Regions from separate parts of the Homo sapiens genome. Here region 1 is linked to region 2. A link is a loop called in an ENCODE intact Hi-C map of the cell type or tissue named here. Cell type or tissue: ascending aorta. All regions are shown on one strand. Links, peaks and the distances in the headings refer to the core of each region. The heading gives the core; the rest is flanking DNA. Region 1 overlaps ATG7 (autophagy related 7). Region 2 overlaps LOC105376951 (a long non-coding RNA gene).

What was found. A loop is a pair of places that touch in the nucleus more often than their neighbours do. Peaks named below come from ENCODE experiments on the same cell type or tissue, not always from the same donor. Only the 100,000 strongest peaks of a DNase experiment are listed, where the experiment ranks them.
Region 1: it touches region 2 in a loop (2.1-fold over the local background); 2 of 110 quality-filtered maps call a loop at or near these places.

The regions. Positions count from the first base shown.
Region 1 is chr3:11,318,488-11,326,819 of GRCh38, reverse strand. The region is part of intron 9 of ATG7 (autophagy related 7); the gene reads right to left. Among named protein-coding and RNA genes, the nearest start is that of ATG7, 50 kb to the right of the region's middle. In ascending aorta, for the core only: no CTCF peak of the experiment used is centred there; no DNase peak of the experiment used is centred there; H3K27ac peaks cover 1,879 bases.
Region 2 is chr3:11,133,402-11,141,733 of GRCh38, reverse strand. It overlaps LOC105376951 (a long non-coding RNA gene), which reads left to right. Exons shown (of 5, transcript XR_940593.2): 5 at 36-362. It also overlaps a transcript of HRH1 not described here. Among named protein-coding and RNA genes, the nearest start is that of HRH1, 17 kb to the left of the region's middle. RefSeq lists enhancers at 1,086-1,135, 1,156-1,225, 3,932-5,131. In ascending aorta, for the core only: no CTCF peak of the experiment used is centred there; DNase peaks (open chromatin) are centred at 1,273, 4,153, 4,673 and 5,433; H3K4me3 peaks cover 969 bases; H3K27ac peaks cover 2,435 bases.

The DNA of each region.
Region 1 (8,332 bases), core at 47-8,046, 190 kb before region 2:
ATTTCCAGTCCAGGGCTTCCACCGAATTAAGAAGTTGTCTTCCTTGAGCTCTTCTGGTCCATGTGGCCACCCCACCTGCTACTCTTCCATCAGGGACATCTTTTTATTTTGCTCCCCTCTGCCAATCATGACAGATAGCGTCTGCCACACAACTACATTTATTTAGCAATCGTCGCTTCAACTTCACATTGCTTTTATTCATAAAAAGCATTTACAACTCTAGGCCGGGTGCAGTGGCTCACGCCTGTAATCCCAGCACTCTGGAAGGCAGAGGCGGGTGGATCACAAGGTCAGGAGATCAAGACCATCCTGGCTAACACAGTGAAACCCCATCTCTACTAAAAATACAAAAAATTAGCCGGGCATGATGGCGGGCACCTGTAGTCCCAGCTACTCGGGAGACTGAGGCAGGAGAATGGTGTGAACCCGGGAGGTGGAGGTTGCAGTGAGCCAAGATCGGGCCACTGCACTCCAGCCTGGGTGACAAAGCAAGACTCTGTCTCAAAAACAAAACAACAACAACAAAAAAAAAACAGCATTTACAACTCTATCAAGTGTAAAAAGGGGGAGAAGGGAGAAACTAGCATTTCTACTTCCAAAACATTGAAACAGCTTACAATTAGAAAATGGCCTGATGTAGTGAAAAACTCACTTGCTTAACAGTAAGCAGGTATGTGTTTTAATTCTGCAGCTAACTGATCCTAAGACATTGGGGGAAGTTCCTTTCTCTCCTGCAAGATGAAGGGGTTGAACCTTTCATCTCAAAGGATTTCTTCAGGCTCCAGAATCATAGAACTTTAGAGAATGTTTAAGAAGAAAATACCCTATAGGTCACAAAACAACACAGACTATATCAAAGCTCAATCTTACAGAGTATCTAAAGGGTATTCAAACCAGCAAAGGAAAAACAACAACAAAAAACACACAAAGGCTATTAAATGGGTTACTTAGGAAGAACCTAGGCAGTATCAATCTAGAAAATGCCGTTCCTACAGAGACACTGAGTTACAATTTGCAAATGACTTCATAAACCTGGGCCCTTAATCAAACATTCTGGATCACTTGCTCTTGTGTAACCTTTAGCAATTTACTTAACTTCTCTATGCCTTAATTTTCTCATCTATAGGATAAAATTTTTTTTTTTTTTTGAGATGTAGTTTCGCCCCTGTTGCCCAGGCTGGAATGCAATGGCACGATCTCAGCTCACCATAACCTCCACCTCCTGGGTTCAAGCAATTCTCCTGCCTCAGCCTCCCGAGTAGCTGGGATTACAGGCATGCGCCACCACACCCGGCTAATTTTGTATTTTTAGTAGAGACAGAATTTCACCATGTTGGTCAGGCTGGTCACGAACTCCGGACCTCAGGTGATCTGCCCACCTTGGCCTCCCAAAGTGCTGTGATTACAGGCGTGAGCCACCACGCCTGGCCTATAGGATAATTCTTAACTGCACTTAGCACAGAAACTGAGAATGAGGCCAGCGCTTAACAAATAGTAACAACAAAAGCAACATAAATACACTGTCTTGCAGTAACTTCATTGACCTCTTTGTTCAGTCCAATCCACCACCATGACAGTCATGCTTAACGATGGGGATGCACTCTGAAAAATGCATCGTTAGGCAATTTCACCGTCATACCAACATCACAGAGTGTTCTTACACAAACCTAGATTGTATAGCCTACTACACCACACCTGGGCTACCTGGTATAGCTTGTTGTTCCTAGGCTAGAAACCTGGAGAGCATGTGACCATACTTAATACTGTAGGTAACTGTAACACAATGGTATTTGTGTATCTGAACAAATCTAAACACATAGAAGGTATAGTAAAAATACAGTATTATAATCTTATGGAACCACTGCCGTATATGTGGTCCATTGTTGACTGAAACATCATGTGGCATGTGACTGTACATAGTTAGCTGTCTTCAGTTTCAAGGTTATTTTTTCTTAACTGGCAAAGAAAAGAAAGGGATAAGTTCTAGTCTATCAAATATTCTCGGGGTCTAGGCTTTATCATGTGCAAATGTAGAGTTGGAACTAAATGATATCTAAATTATATAAACTAGAATATTATGTTAGATGCTACAAGTGGATGCTTAATTTCAAAGAATAAGCATATTTCTTACCCTAAGGACAAAGGCAATGGGGTAGAATAGTGAAAAAAAAATCTTTTTTTGAGCAGAAAAGACTAGGAATAAGTTTCTTAGAGCAACCTGACCTAACATGGGCTATAGAGAGCAGGAATGATCTGCTAAGGAGGAAAATCTACCACTTACCCATAAAAGCAGGTCAGCTTGAAAATGGTTTAAGGTAACTTTCCTACCCATATGAGGCATAAGTGCAGAAGGCAGGCGTCGAATAGGAAAATGACAAAATCCATTTAACACTAAGCTGAACATCATTTAATCTTTCTTTGATGATTCAAAAGTGACCCCAAAATCTTTAAGTGCTTTAGGAATCAACTCAGAATCTATCTTAATCATTGGAGGAATGATTAGTTGGCACAATGCTAGGTAAGCCAGCTTATACTACGGTTAAACAGAATTTTTTAAAAAATATTTTTCATAAATAATCACTGACTAGGAGTTCTGGTTTTAGAACTGGCTTTGCCACAAATTAATTGTGCGAACTTGGGCAAATCACTTCCTTTTGTAATACAAATCAGCAGAAAGAAGCTCAACGTAACTGAAGAAAAACTTTGTTTAGAAGCTTTATGAAATAAATGTTCCTTTCTACTTGGCTGAGAGCATACAATTCATTGAAATGATTCAGTCATGATCAGTCTGCCAAGCAATTTGCTGAAAAAGTACACTGTGAGAAAGAAAAGAGGGCAAAATTGCCAACTTGCTTGTCTTCAGCAAGAACATTTTCCACAATGATCCCATAAAACATGCTAATCTAACAAATGGCTGTCTTTAGAACTCAAACACTTGATATAACAGGAAATGCACAAAGGAGATTACACGTTTTTAAAGTATGGGGGAAAAAACTGAAATACCTAATGCACTTCAAAGTCACAGACAGCTGCCAAGATGCGGAGAGATCACTAAGTGAAGAAAGAGCCCAACTAACAGCATATAAATTGTTGCTCCTTGGCTATTGCTCTTGTCCACAGATTTTAAAGCCCTAGAATTAAAGGCTAATGTTGTTGAAATTACACAACATTTCCCAAACATTCAATCTTCAATAACTGCTCTGAATGAAGTAGAAGAGTCAAGTAACCTTCCCCAAAAGATTGGTAATGGGACAATGTTATGAGCTATTTTTAATGTAATCACAAGAACTGGCCTGAAAGATGGTGATCTGTTGTAGCAATGGAGTGCGACTGTGGAATCCACATTTCATTGAGAGAAGAACTTAAGGCCCATTTTCAACCTAACACATGTGTACAATACTACAACATCTGATCCTGGTAAGGGTACACAGCTGGTAGGAGGGAAGCTGGCAGGGTCTTGGGGAAACATTTATGATAAGCAGTGTTGTGCTGGAGTTGGCCCATACAGGCTTTTCTGGGAGCCAACTGTTAATGTCTCTTTTCAATTCGGCATTCCAGGACTTCACACTGGTAGCCTGCAATTGGCCATGGTGGTAGTACTGGTACCATACAAGTAAGAAAACACTACAAAAACAGGACTATTCCTACCTCACAAGAGCTGGCTGTTAAACATTTACCAGCACACCACTGATTATGAACCTTAACATGTTCTAACTTTTTTTTTTGACAGTTTCATTCTGTTGCCCAGGCTAGAGTGCAGTGGCACGATCACAGTTCACTGCAGACTCAAATTCCTGGGCTCAAGGAATCTTCCTGCCTCAGCCTTCAGAGTATCTTGGACTACAAGTGTGTGCCACCACACCTAGCTAATTTTTAAATTTTTTGTAGAGACAGAGCCCTGCTATGTTGCCCATGCTGGTCTTGAACTCCTGGCCTCAAACAATCCTCTCACCTAGGTCTCCCAGAGTGCTGGGATTACAGGCGTGAGCCACCACGCTCAGCCTCAAACTCTGTAACGCAGTAATTCCGCATCTAGACATCTTTTCTATGGAAATAATTAAAACTACAGGGGATAAGGAGAGGAAAAAGAGGAAAAATTTGATGCACAAAGCAGTCCTAATAGTGAAAAAATTATGAGAAATATAAATGTCAAAACCTTGGTAAAAATACTATCATACATCCATTAAAAAGGATGTTGTGTAGAATATAATACTATTATGCTAAAATGCTACAATAAAACAAAATACTGTACAATCTTAGTTTTAAAAAATGCACAGGATTAAAAGGAAATATACAAAAAGTTTGTATATTAAAAAAACCTAAAAATGTAAAAGAATAGCTGAAAACCTTTGCGACATTTTAAAAACAGAGATATATAGCTGGAAGTAAAACTAATGAATGGAACCTCACCTAGTACAGTTCATTTATTTGCCAGTATTTCCAAAATGGTCATAAAATGGTCACAAAGCATTTTTCAAACTGCAGGTGGTGAGCTATTTGCGATTCTTAAATCATTTACTGGGTCACAACTAGAATTTTTCAAAAAGATAAAACAGAAAAAGGAAAGCATTATTTTGCAAAAGTCTTGTTTTGTTATGTGTATGTGTGGGTGCAGATTCAAAGACATGTATTGGGTTATAACAGGTATTTTTAACTATAAATGACAAAGAACTCCAGCATTAAGCAATCACAGTAACAACCATACATCACCCAAGAAGTGAGATGAAACCAATCACAGGCGCATTTGCTTTTGAGCTTTCATTTAAAGACAATACCATCAGTGAACTGGTAAAACTTTCTTGGATGTCCCGGGGGCTGCTGAACTGGCAACCCTGCCAATCTCAGGAGGGGCTTCTCTTATGCCTTCCTTTGGTAAAGGCAGAGTTGGCTGTGTGACTCGGGACCTTAAAACTCCATTTTTATGGAATAGCTGGAAACTGGGGTTAATCAAAGAAAATTTTCCTTTGAAAATGAAAACTGAAAAACATTCTAAGAAAATATAGTGGGAACAATTAGAACATGTGAGTGAAACTTAATGATTCTTAGTTCTCACAGCCACCTACAAGGAAGGGGGTGTTGTTACTGTATGCTTATACACACTGAGGAAACTGAGGCTCAGAGGGTTCGACCCATTAAGCTGTTGGGAACTGAAGTCTGGCCTTCCTACTCTACCCCAACACATTGTGAGCTGAGCAGAAAAAAAATGGCTGCTTCCTTTTTCACTATAGGAAGCATTCTCACTGTAGGAGGTAAGATCATTCACATTTGAAGAGGCTTCCATTCCCTAGTCTCTTTTCCATTCATCTCATCTGTAAAATGCAGACAACACTTCTCACTTTGCAGGGCATGTAAGGATAAGTGATAACATGTATGAGTGACCAGCTGCATGCTGGTCACGGTCAAAACTGAGACCATGGCAGTCCCAGCTGTTGGTGGCTGGCAATGTGTCCTCTTCAGGGGCAGGTACCCACTCTCTCATAGTCAGCCAAGGCTTCACACACAAGTGAACAGTACCTCCACATGCAAAGCTCCCACTCTGACTTGGAACAAAGAGGACTCATTCACCTCCTGACCTTAACAATCCATAGGCTCCCCACTAGGCAGGCTAACTCCTGTCTTTTCCTTCATCTTCCTCCAAGCATGTCAGCACTCTGTGCGTCTCTGACATTAGACGCAGAACTGTGTGCACATGTGGATTTTTCTAGGGTGAGGATCCATTACTTCCAAAACATTCCCAGACATTACGCATCTGCACCCTACTCCAAATTAAGAACCCCTGCTCTGAATCAGCCATGCAGATCATATACCTCCCCTGTATTCTGTCTCCTGTCACGCCAGTAACCATGTGTGTAACTCATTAGACATAAATTGAGGTGTACAGACAATTTGGGAAAGTCTTTGTAAAATACGTGGCCTTAACCAGACAACAGAATGCTCACATTAAAGAGAACACTTACAATGAACTAATAATAAGAGCTACCCTCTACTCACTGAAGGCCTACTGTGTGCCAGGCACTGACCCAGGTGCTTCCCATGAGCAATCTCCAGTCTTCACAACTCATTTATGCATGAATTCATCCTTCCATTGCATTTTACACACCAGGCATGATGCCATGGGATGCAGACACAATGGTGGGAAATCAAAGATAGGGTACCTGTCCTGGTAGAGCTTACATTTAAATGGGAGAAAAATATATTAATCAAAGATCACTCAAGAAAATGTAAAATTATGGACCAGGTGTGGTGGTTCACGCCTGTAATCCCAGCACTTTGGGAGGCTGTGGTGGGTGGATCACCTGAGGTCAGGAGTACGAGACTGGCCCGGCCAACATGGCGAAACCCCATCTCTACTAAAGATAAAAAAATTAGCCAGGTGTGGTGGCGTATGCCTGTAATCTCAGCTACTCAGGAGGCTGAGGCAGGAGGAATCACTTGGACCCAGGAGGCGGAGGTTGCAGTGAGCCAACATCATGCCATTGTACTCCAGCCTGGGCAACAAAGAGTGAAACTCCATCTCAAAAAAAAAAAAGAAGAAGGGATGCACAGTGCTATGAGAGCTCGCAACAGAAGGAATAAACCTTTTTATAGAGGTCAGGGAAGGTTTCCTTGAAAGAGTGAGCACTTAACGGAGCAAAGGGGAGGTAGGGGGAGGGAGGGGTAGAAGTAAAGAAAAGAGAGAGAAGAGAGTTCCAGGCAAAAGGTGCATGCAAAAGCCCTGTGGCAGGGAACACGGAATGACTTGGGGCTGGATGCCCACAGGGGCCAGGCCACACAGACTCTTGTAGGCCGTATTAAAGAATTTAGCCCCTACTCTTAGAGCACAGGGAAGAAGACATTCAGGTGTTTCATTATGATAGGGACACGATCAGATCTGCTTTTCTAAGGAAAACTGTGGGGATGATATGGGAATGAACTGGAGAGGCCCACAGTAGATACAAGGAGGCTTGTTAGGAAGCTGCTGCAGTATAGCAGAGATTGAGGTGGTGGCAGAAGAAACGCAAGGTGGTAGGCTGAGAGACATTCAGGACATGAAATCCACAAGACACAGGGGTGGTAGGGGGAAGACAGCTGTCCGGTAGGATAACCAGATTTCTGGCTTGTGTGACTGGATAGAAGCAGCATCATTCTGAGCCAATGAAGCCAGAAAAGGACCAGCCTTGGGGCAAAGATTGTAAGGTGCAGAAGGAGGCAAGCAGGTGGCTGGATAATATGGCCCGGGGTCCAGAGGGAGGTTCAGGCCGGTGAGAGAAAATTGAATTACTTGGGAGGAAATGGTTTCTGGAGTTGTAGGCACAATGAGATAACCCAGAAGAGAAACAGGTTGAAGAGAGAAACTCAGAGGGATTCCAACATTTCTCCATCCTACACATGAGGACACAGGGCTCAAAGAGCAGCAGTGACTTTTCAGGGAACAAAGTGCTGGTAGGAGGAGGAGGGGGCAGAATCAAGTAAAACATGAAGCCAGAACACAAGTGCAGGATTTCATACTGAAAAGAATGCCTATTTTTGAAAAAAGAGGGTGAAAACCTTCAAGGAAATGTCGTGGCTCGAAGGGAAACTGGAATCATGCTAAAGAGAGTGAACAAGGTTAATGCAATAAAAGCAAGAACCACTGAAAATGATGTCTAGAAATTATTTCTCTAGGGTTCGGCCCTGCCCCCGGCAAAAGCCTTCTTTAATTTTCATACCAGTCCACAATTCTCTCTCTTTCCTCTCAGCATTCTCACATCATGTGTCTCTTAAGTGTCCAGCATTGCACTAAATGTTGAGGACGCAGAGTGGGGACAAACAAGATTCTGTGCTAAAGTTGCTCACAGGCTGGGGATATGGGGCAGGCAGAAAAGCAAATCAACAATTACTTTGGAGACTAGTCAGTGCTAGGAAGGAGGCTGCTACCAGAACACAGAAGAGAGAAATGAAATGGCGCAAGCAATCAGCCAGTGCTTCCTGGGGTAATGAATCAGAAAGGTAGGTGAGGCAGCAGCCAGGTGACAGAAGGGAGACAGAGAGATGTCTGCAGGCAGAGAGATGGGGGAAGCTGCGGCATTTGGAGGGCACAGGGGTAGCCAGAGCACAGGATGTATCTTGGGAAATATTAAATGAGGCTAGTGGTGGACAGGAACTGGAACTGAAGAGACCTCAAACGCCAAGCTAAGTAGTTTTAACGTTATCCCGAAGTCAACAGGAACCTTAGAAGGGTTTTAAGTAGAAGAGTTACATGATCAAATTTACACGTTAGAAAATGCACTTGGACAGCAGTGTGGAGGGGAGACAGGAACATTCAGGGCCACAGGTAGGAAAGGCAGCATGAAGGCTATAAAACTCCTATGAG
Region 2 (8,332 bases), core at 82-8,081:
CTGCAGAAGTGACAGTATGTGACTTCTCTATCTAGATCATGAAAGATAGTGTGGCTTCCACTTTGGTCTCTTATATCACCTACTGGGGGAAGCCAGCTGCCATGTTGTGAGGACACTCAAGAAGCTCTGTGGAGAGGCTCTTTTGAAGGAGAACCAATGCCTCCCACCAACAGCCAGCATCAACTTGGGACATGTGAGTGAACCAATTGGAAGTGGATCCTCCAGCCAAGTCAAGCCTTCAGATGACTGAAGCCCCAGCCTCATGAGAGATAGCAGGCTAAAACTGCCCAGCTAAGCTGCTCCTGAAATCCTGACCCCCCAAATTATAAAAGACAATAAATTATTATTGTTGTTTTAAGCCACTACATGTTGGGGTGATTCATTATGCAGCAACAGATAATAAATACATCACCCTTGTATTCATTACTGACGTTTATTGGGAGCATAGTGTGTGATTTTTCATTTAACCCTTCCAGTAATGCTGTGAGATAGGTAAGTTTATTATCCCCATTTTACAGACAAAGAAACTGAGGTTCAGAATGAGTGAAGTCTCTTCCCTGCAGAGTCCCTGACCTTAAGGATTTTATGGTCAGATCTGAGAGACAGAAGCTCAAAAACCTATGACTCTAGGCAAAATATGGCCCTGGGATCCCAGGATGGGGAGAGGAATTTTGGATTCTGGCTTCTACTTGGGCCTCATAGCTTGGGATGACAGAGGGTACACTCCAAAGGCAACAAACACCTTCCCTGCCCTTGAGCACCTGCTTAATCAAGGGGAGAAAGTTCAGATGCTTATGCATAATGTGTGGTATTTCTCTGCACAGAAACACACACGGGCCTGTACAGTAATAATGAAAAGCAACAACCCATCTTAAGGGCTTGGCACTTTGCACTTACAAAGCCTTATACATCCCTAATTCCATGGAATCACACCTGGCAGGTAAGCGTGGCCCTGTACACTTTACAGATGGGGACACTGAGGTCAGGGAAGTTGTGTGATTCTTGCAGAGCCAAGCAGCCTAGAAGTGGCAGAGTTCAGGTAAAACCCAGTAACTGGGTGTTTTACAAGTGCTAAGGGTATGACAGGAGGTAGGCAGGGCTCCTCTGAGGGAGGTTTCAGGAAGAGGTCACCCGCGAGCAGGGTTCTGAGAATGGGGAAGTGGCTTCGGGGAGAGGATGGTGCCTGGGAGGGTTTGAGAGGAAACAGAGTGAGTCCCTAGGGGCTCCCAGGGTGTACGAGGGCAAAGAGGTGAACATAGCTGGAGTGGAAAGAATGAGAAAGCCTGGGTGTGTGGAAGAGCCTTGGTGTGTTAGGTGGAATTGCAGCTGGAGGGTGTGTGCAGAATGAGAGGTCTTGGTATTGGGGCCAAAGTCAACTGCCACGCCTAAGGAGGGAGGAAGGCGCTTATTTTGCTTCTTGGGTGAAAATCATTCCTGTGATTTAGTTCTCCTTGGGGGAGGGGCGGGGTTTCATCCAGCCTTAGCAAATGCATTCAATCTTCACTACTTCTCTCTGTCAGATGGGGTGGATAGAGGTCCAAATGTGGGCAGAAGCTTTTATGTCCCATCGCAGGGCAGCTAAGAACAGCTGCGCGGGTCGTTCACTGTACATGGGCACTAGGCCAAAAGGGACTGAAATCCGGACGGCCCTTTGTTTACTAAGCCATGTGCCTGCAAGGCTGCACCTGCCCAGAAGGAATGCTTCCTATTTCTTTTCTTTAAAAAAAAATTTTTTTTATGAGCTAAAATTCACATAACATAGAATCTACCATTTAAACCACTTTAAAGTATAAAGTTCAGTGCTTTTAGTATAGTCACAATGTTGTGCAACCATCACCACTAGCAGTTTTCGGAACATTTCCATCATCCCAAAAAACAACTCCATAACTCCTAATTCCCCCCCTTTCCCCATCTCTTGGCGACCATGAATCTGAACTTTCATATGAATGGAGTTCTATAATTTGCTGTCTTCTGTGACTGTCTTCTTTCATTTGGCATTAAAACTTTTCAAGTTTTACCCATGTTGTGGTATGTGTCTGTACTTCATTCCTTTTTATGGCTCGATAATATCGCATTGTGTGAATATTCCACAATTTGTGTATCCCTTCATGAGTTGATGGACATATGGGTTATATCCACTGGCTGTTAAGAACAGGCGGGTCACGGTGGCTCACGCCTGAAATCCCAGCACTTTGGGAGGCTGAGGTGGGCGGATCACCTGAGGTCAGGAGTTCTAGATCAGCTTTGCCAACACGGTGAAACCTTGTCTCTACCAAATATATAAAAATTAGCTGGGCGTGGTGGCAGGCGCCTGTAATCCCAGCTACTCGGGAAGCTGAGGCAGGAGAATTGCTTGAACCCGGGAGGCGGAGGTCGCAGTGAGCCGAGATTGCACCACTGCACTCCAGCCTGGGTAACAGAGCAAGATTCCACCTCAAAATAAAAAAAAAAAAGGCGGGCGGCTCGTTCCTGTAATCCCAGTATTCTGGGAAGCTGAGGCAGGTGGATCACCTGAAGTCAGGGGTTCGAAACCAGCCTGGCCAACATGGTGAAACCTCATCTCTACTAAAAATACAAAATTAGCCGGGCATGGTGGCGCATGCCTGTAATCCCAGCTACTTGGGAGGCTGAGGCAGGAGAATCACTTGAACCTGGGAGGCAGAGGCTGCAGTGAGCCGAGATCGCACCATTGCACTCTAGCCTGGGCAACAAGAGCAAAATTCTTTCTAAAAAAAAAAAAAAAAGAACAATGCAGCTATGGCCAGGCACAGTGGCTCACATCTGTAATCCCAGCACTTTGGGAGGCTGAGGTGGGAGGATTGTTTGAGCCCAGGAGTTTGACACCAGCTTGGGCAACATGGCAAAACCCTGTCTCTATAAAAAATGAAAAATTTGGGCGGACATGGTGGTGTACACTTGTAGTCCCAGCTACTTGGGAGGCCGAGGTGGGAGGATTGCTTGAGCCTGGGAGATGGAGGCTGCAGTGAGCTGTGATCATGCCACTGCACTCAAAAAAAAAAAAAAAAAAATTCAGCTATGAACATTCTTGTACAAGTTTTTGTGTGAACAGATGTTTTCCATTTTTCTGGGTATATACCAGGGGATGGTCTTGTTGGATCATATGGTAATCCCACGATTAACTTTTTGAGGAACTTGCCAAACTGTTTTCCAAAGTAACTGCACCGTGGTACATTCCATCTAGAAATGTTTGAGGGCTCCAATGTCTTCACATCCTTGCCAACATTTGTTATTGTCCATTTTCTTATAGCCCTCCTAGTGAGTGTGAAGTGGTACCTCATTGTGGCTGGCCATCTGTATATCTTTGGAGAAATGTCTGTTCAAGTCCTTTACCCATTTTTTGGCTGGGTTGTTTTTTGTGTGTGTGTGTTGAGTTGTAAGAGTTCCTTGTTTAGGCTGGGCGCGGTGGCTCACGCCTGTAATCCTAGCACTTTGGGAGGCCGAGGCGGGCAGATCACAAGGTCAGGAGATCGAGACCATCCTGGCTAACACGGTGAAACCCCGTCTCTACTAAAAATACAAAAAAAAAAAAAAATAGCCAAACGTGGTGCGGGCGCCTGTAGTCCCAGCTACTTGGGAGACTGAGGCAGGAGAATGGTGTGAACCTGGGAGACGGAGCTTGCAGTGAGCAGAGATCACGACACTCCACTCCAGCCTGGACAACAGAGGGAGACTCCGTCTCAAAAAAAAAAGAGTTCCTTGTGTATTCTGGATAGTACACCTGTATCAGGTGTACTATATGAGTTGCAAATATTTTCTCCCATTCTCTGGGTACTGCCTTTTTCTAATTTACACTGGGGCTCCTTTTGGGCTGGTAGGGACCTTAGTTCCTCAGCCAGAGCACCAGATACTCTCCCGCCATAACAAAAGAAAGTGTATCAGTGGCCTCACTCAAGAGGACAACTTAGTACCTCAGTACCTTTACAGATGGCCTGCTATGTGCCAGGCGTGGAGGATGTGAATCTGAAGATAACAGGGTCCGTTCCGGTCGCTGTTCCCCATCCTCAAGAAGGACTCAATCAATAACTCAGACGCTCAAGCCAGAACACTGGGGGCTGACTGGACTCCTCCCCCATCACTCCACCATCCAATCAGCCATCACAGCCCATGATGACTCCTCCCACCTTGTGCCACCATCCAATCAGTCACCACAGCCCACAGTAACTCCTCCCTATCACTCCAGCATCCAATCAGCCACCTCAGTCCCTGGTGACTCGTCCCCCATCATTCCAGCATCTAATCAGCCCCCAGAGCCCGTCACCCCTCCATTCTCTTCCCCACGCCCCAGCGGAGTCTAGGCGGTAATTGCCTCTCACCTGGCTGGTTTCAGTAGCTTCCTGTCTCCAGACCTCAGGGCTTGCTTCTTGTAGTTCATTTCTCCATCAGTGCACGAGCAGAGTGATTTTTCTTAAATGAAAAATCCCATTGAGGGCTGCCTGGCGGACAACTTCTCTACGGCTACTATCAAAAGAAAATGCACACGGAAGCCGACAGCTCCGTGTCATCTGGCACCCACTGCTGTCTCCACTCCCCTCCTTGAAGTGACTCAGTCTGACTAAACTGTTGGTCAGTTTCCCAGCACATACCACCTCCAAGTGCTGCCGGCATGGTGTGCTTTGAAATGAGGGACGGTAAAGAAATGCGTCAGGGATTCCCGAAATAAGTCACGGGTTAGGCAGTAACTTGTCAGGCAGGAGCTGGGAGTTTGCTAGGGGCACGGTAAGGGTTCCGGTTATGGGAAAGAGCCTCGCTTCTGCCTGTGCAGGCGCTTGGACACACAGGCCTGCCTTGGTGCTCATGAGTCACCCGAGAAGATGTGCCTAGAAATGACTCTCCTGGGTGTGTGAGAGCCTGAGTCTACCCCAGGGGTTTGGAAGGCGGATTCAGCTGCCTTCCTTAGGTCGTCTTAGGATCTTCAAACCCCAGCGCCGAAAAAGACTAATGACCATGTGGCCCACCCCTTCATCCCTTTGCCTCTATAAACCTCCATTCTTCCCATCTCAAAAATGGGAACAATGACATTTTTTTAGATGGCCGTGAGGCTCAAAGAAGATTATCTAGACTCCTGTGTGAGTTTTAAGTTGGATGGGGAAACTGAGGCCCAAAGAAACGAATCGGTTGCTTCCAGCCTTGACGTGTGTTGGAATCATCGGGGGAGTTTGTTAGAAATAAGGATCCCTGGATCCTACTGCTGGGTTGGGGTAGAGACCCAGTCATCTGTATTTTTTAACCTCCCAAGGTGTTGCTGCAGGGAACCAGGTCTAGCTCTCCTCCCAGAATCCTAAGGCAGCCTCTGGCCAGAGGGTCACTGAGGTGCAGGCTGTGTGTGGTCAGCACGCCTTGCTTTTCCTGTCTGGAAGCCAAAAGCTGGCTTTCCCACTGCCAAACTGCTGGCAATACAGAGGCCATTCTGGCGACTGTTTTCTAAATGTGGCTATCAAGGATGTTCTGGGAGAGAAAAGCCCTGGCACACAGCCTTGGTCTCTGAGGGGCTTGCAGGCACCTGGGGTAGGGGAGGCTCAGTGGTGTATGGGAGTTGTCGGGGAGGGGCAGGATGCTCCATCATAGGGTGAATGGAATTGAAACCAATGTTTAAAATGAGCTGGGTTTAGGGCCGGGCACAGTGGCTCACGTCTATAATCCCAGCACTTTGGGAGGCCAAGGCAGGCAGATCACTTGAGGTCAGGAGTTTGCAACCAGCCTGGCCAACATGGCAAAACCCCGTCTCTACTAAAAATACAAAAAATTAGCCGGGTGTGGTGGTGGGCACCTGTAATCCCAGCTACTCAGGAGGCTGAGGCAGGAGAATCGCTTGAACCCAGGAGGTGGAGGTTGCAGTGAGCCGAGATCATGCCACTGCACTCCAGCCTGGTGACAGAGCAGACGCTGTCTCAAAAAAAAAAAAAAAAAAAAAAAAAAAAAGCTGGTTTTGTTGTGGGTGGGGTGGAGACAGGGGGAGGTGCTTCAGTTGTCACCTCCATGTCTGCTTCAGGCCCCTCCTTACCCTTCCTATGAAAACATTTTCTCTGTACAAGATCTGGAACTCATGCACACTGAGGCACAGTTATCTAATCATACCAATGTAGGGCTGAGCATGGTGGCTCACGAGGCCTGTAATCCCAGCACTTTGGGAGGCCTCGTTCACCTGAGGTCAGAAGTTCTAGACCAGCCTGGCCAACATGGTGAAACCCCGCCTCTACTAAAAATACAAAAAATTAGCTGGCGTGGTGGCAGGTGCCTGTAATCCCAGCCACTCAGGAGGCAAAGGCAGAGGCAGGAGGATTGTTTGAACCCAGGAGGCGGAGGCTGCGGTGAGCAAAGATCGCACCATTGCACTCCAGCCTGGGCAACAAGAGCGAAACTCTATCTCTGTCTCTCTCAAAAACAAAACAAAACAAAACAAAAACCAATGTAAAACATGACCACATTTCCTTCTTTTTTTTCTTCTACTCTCTCCCCCTCTCCTTCTTTCTCCCTCCCTCTGCTTTCTAATTTTGCCCCTGGTCTTGAGCTTTTAATCTGAATTACATGTTCCCAGGTTCTTTATTTCCTCATTTATTATCGATGTTTTCCAACTTGCTTGGCTAAGCCACCACTCTGGTCATAATGTATCCCACTTTCTGCCAACCCTGCCTTACCCCCATGCAGCAGAACATGCCTAGAGAAAAGCCATGTTTTTCACATGGTGTTTCACAACCATTTTGACTGTGTTCACTTGAGTCATGACCTTGAATGTTGAGAGCACTCTCAATGCTGCCTAGCAATTATACTCTGCCTCCCTAGTCATTCTCTCTCCAGCTCTGCTAGGGACCGTTTGACTCCTCTCCTCCCCTAAACCCTTAATGCCTCCTCTCCTGTCCTGTCTGCTTCCTATTCACTGAGATAATGGAAGCAATCAGAATGTCCTGAGACCCCACCACACACCTCCCCGCCCACCAGCATCTCCACCCACACGCTTCACTAGAGATGAATTGATGGTGCACTTATGTATCTGTACTTGTGCCCTAGACCCTGCCCCTTTCATTTGCTCAAGGACATCTCTCCAGCGATTGTCCCTCTTGCCACAGCATCATTTTTTACCTCCTCTGGATCATTCTCATCAAGCGTACACAATGCTACTATTTCTCCCATCTTTGAAATAACAACAACAATACCACCAACAAAAACCCTTGTTAAGTTTTAGGTCAGAACTGACACAGTGTTGCTTCTGCCAGATTCTATTGGTTAAAGCAAATCACAGGGAGAGCCCAGATTCAAGGGGAGGAAACTGCACAAGGACTTGAATACCAAGAGATGAGATTCTTTGTGGGCCACCAAGCCACAAACCACCACTCTCCCTTTTGCAGCAAAACTCTTCCAAAGAGCTGTCCGTCCTCAGTTTCTCCAGTTCCTCCCTCCCATTTTTCTTAAACACATTCCAATCAGGCATTCGCTCCCACTGCTCTACTGGTGCCCTTCATCCAGGTCACCAATGGCCTCCACATGGCAAGATCCATGGTCAAGTCTCAGTCCTTGTCCTACTGGGCTTGGCACAGTTGACTGCCCTTGCTTTGTTTGATTTCAGGCCTCATGCTCTCTTGGTTTTCCTACTACCTCACTGGTCTCACCGTCTGTCTTTTCTCTCCTCTCCCCAACCTCTTAATGTTGGGATGACCCGAGGCTCAGTTCTCCATCCTCTTCTCTTATCCATCTGTGCTCACTCTCTTGGTAATTTCACCCAGTCTCATTGCTTGCAATATCATTTACATGTGGCTCTCACATTTACGTCTCTAGCCTCGTCCTCTCACTTGAATTCTGACTAATAATACAATTGTTTTTATTTTTATTGTTTTTTTGAGACGGAGTCTCATTCTGTCGCCCAGGCTGGAGTGCAATGGCACAATCGTGGCTCACTATGATTCTTCTGCCTCAGCCTCTCGAGTAAGTGGGATTACAGGTGCCCACCACCATGCCCAGCTAATTTCTGTAGTTTTAGTATAGATGGGGTTTCACCATGTTGGCCAGGCTGGTCTCAAACTCCTGACCTCAAGTGATCTGCCCACCTTGGCCTCCCAAAGTGCTGGGATTATAGGCGTGAGCCACTGCGCCTGGCTTCTGACTGTTTTTTGACATCTCCAATGGGTAGCCAATGCCCACCTAAACCCCTTCTGTCCAAAACTAAACTCCCAATTCCTCTCTACCCCTTGACCTGACCCCAGATTTTCTCGTTTCAGTTGATGACAATTCCTTTCTTGCAGTTGCACAGAACAAAAACCCTGGCATTAAACTTGACTGTCTTCTTTCTCTCACACCCCATACCCAAGCCACCATGAAG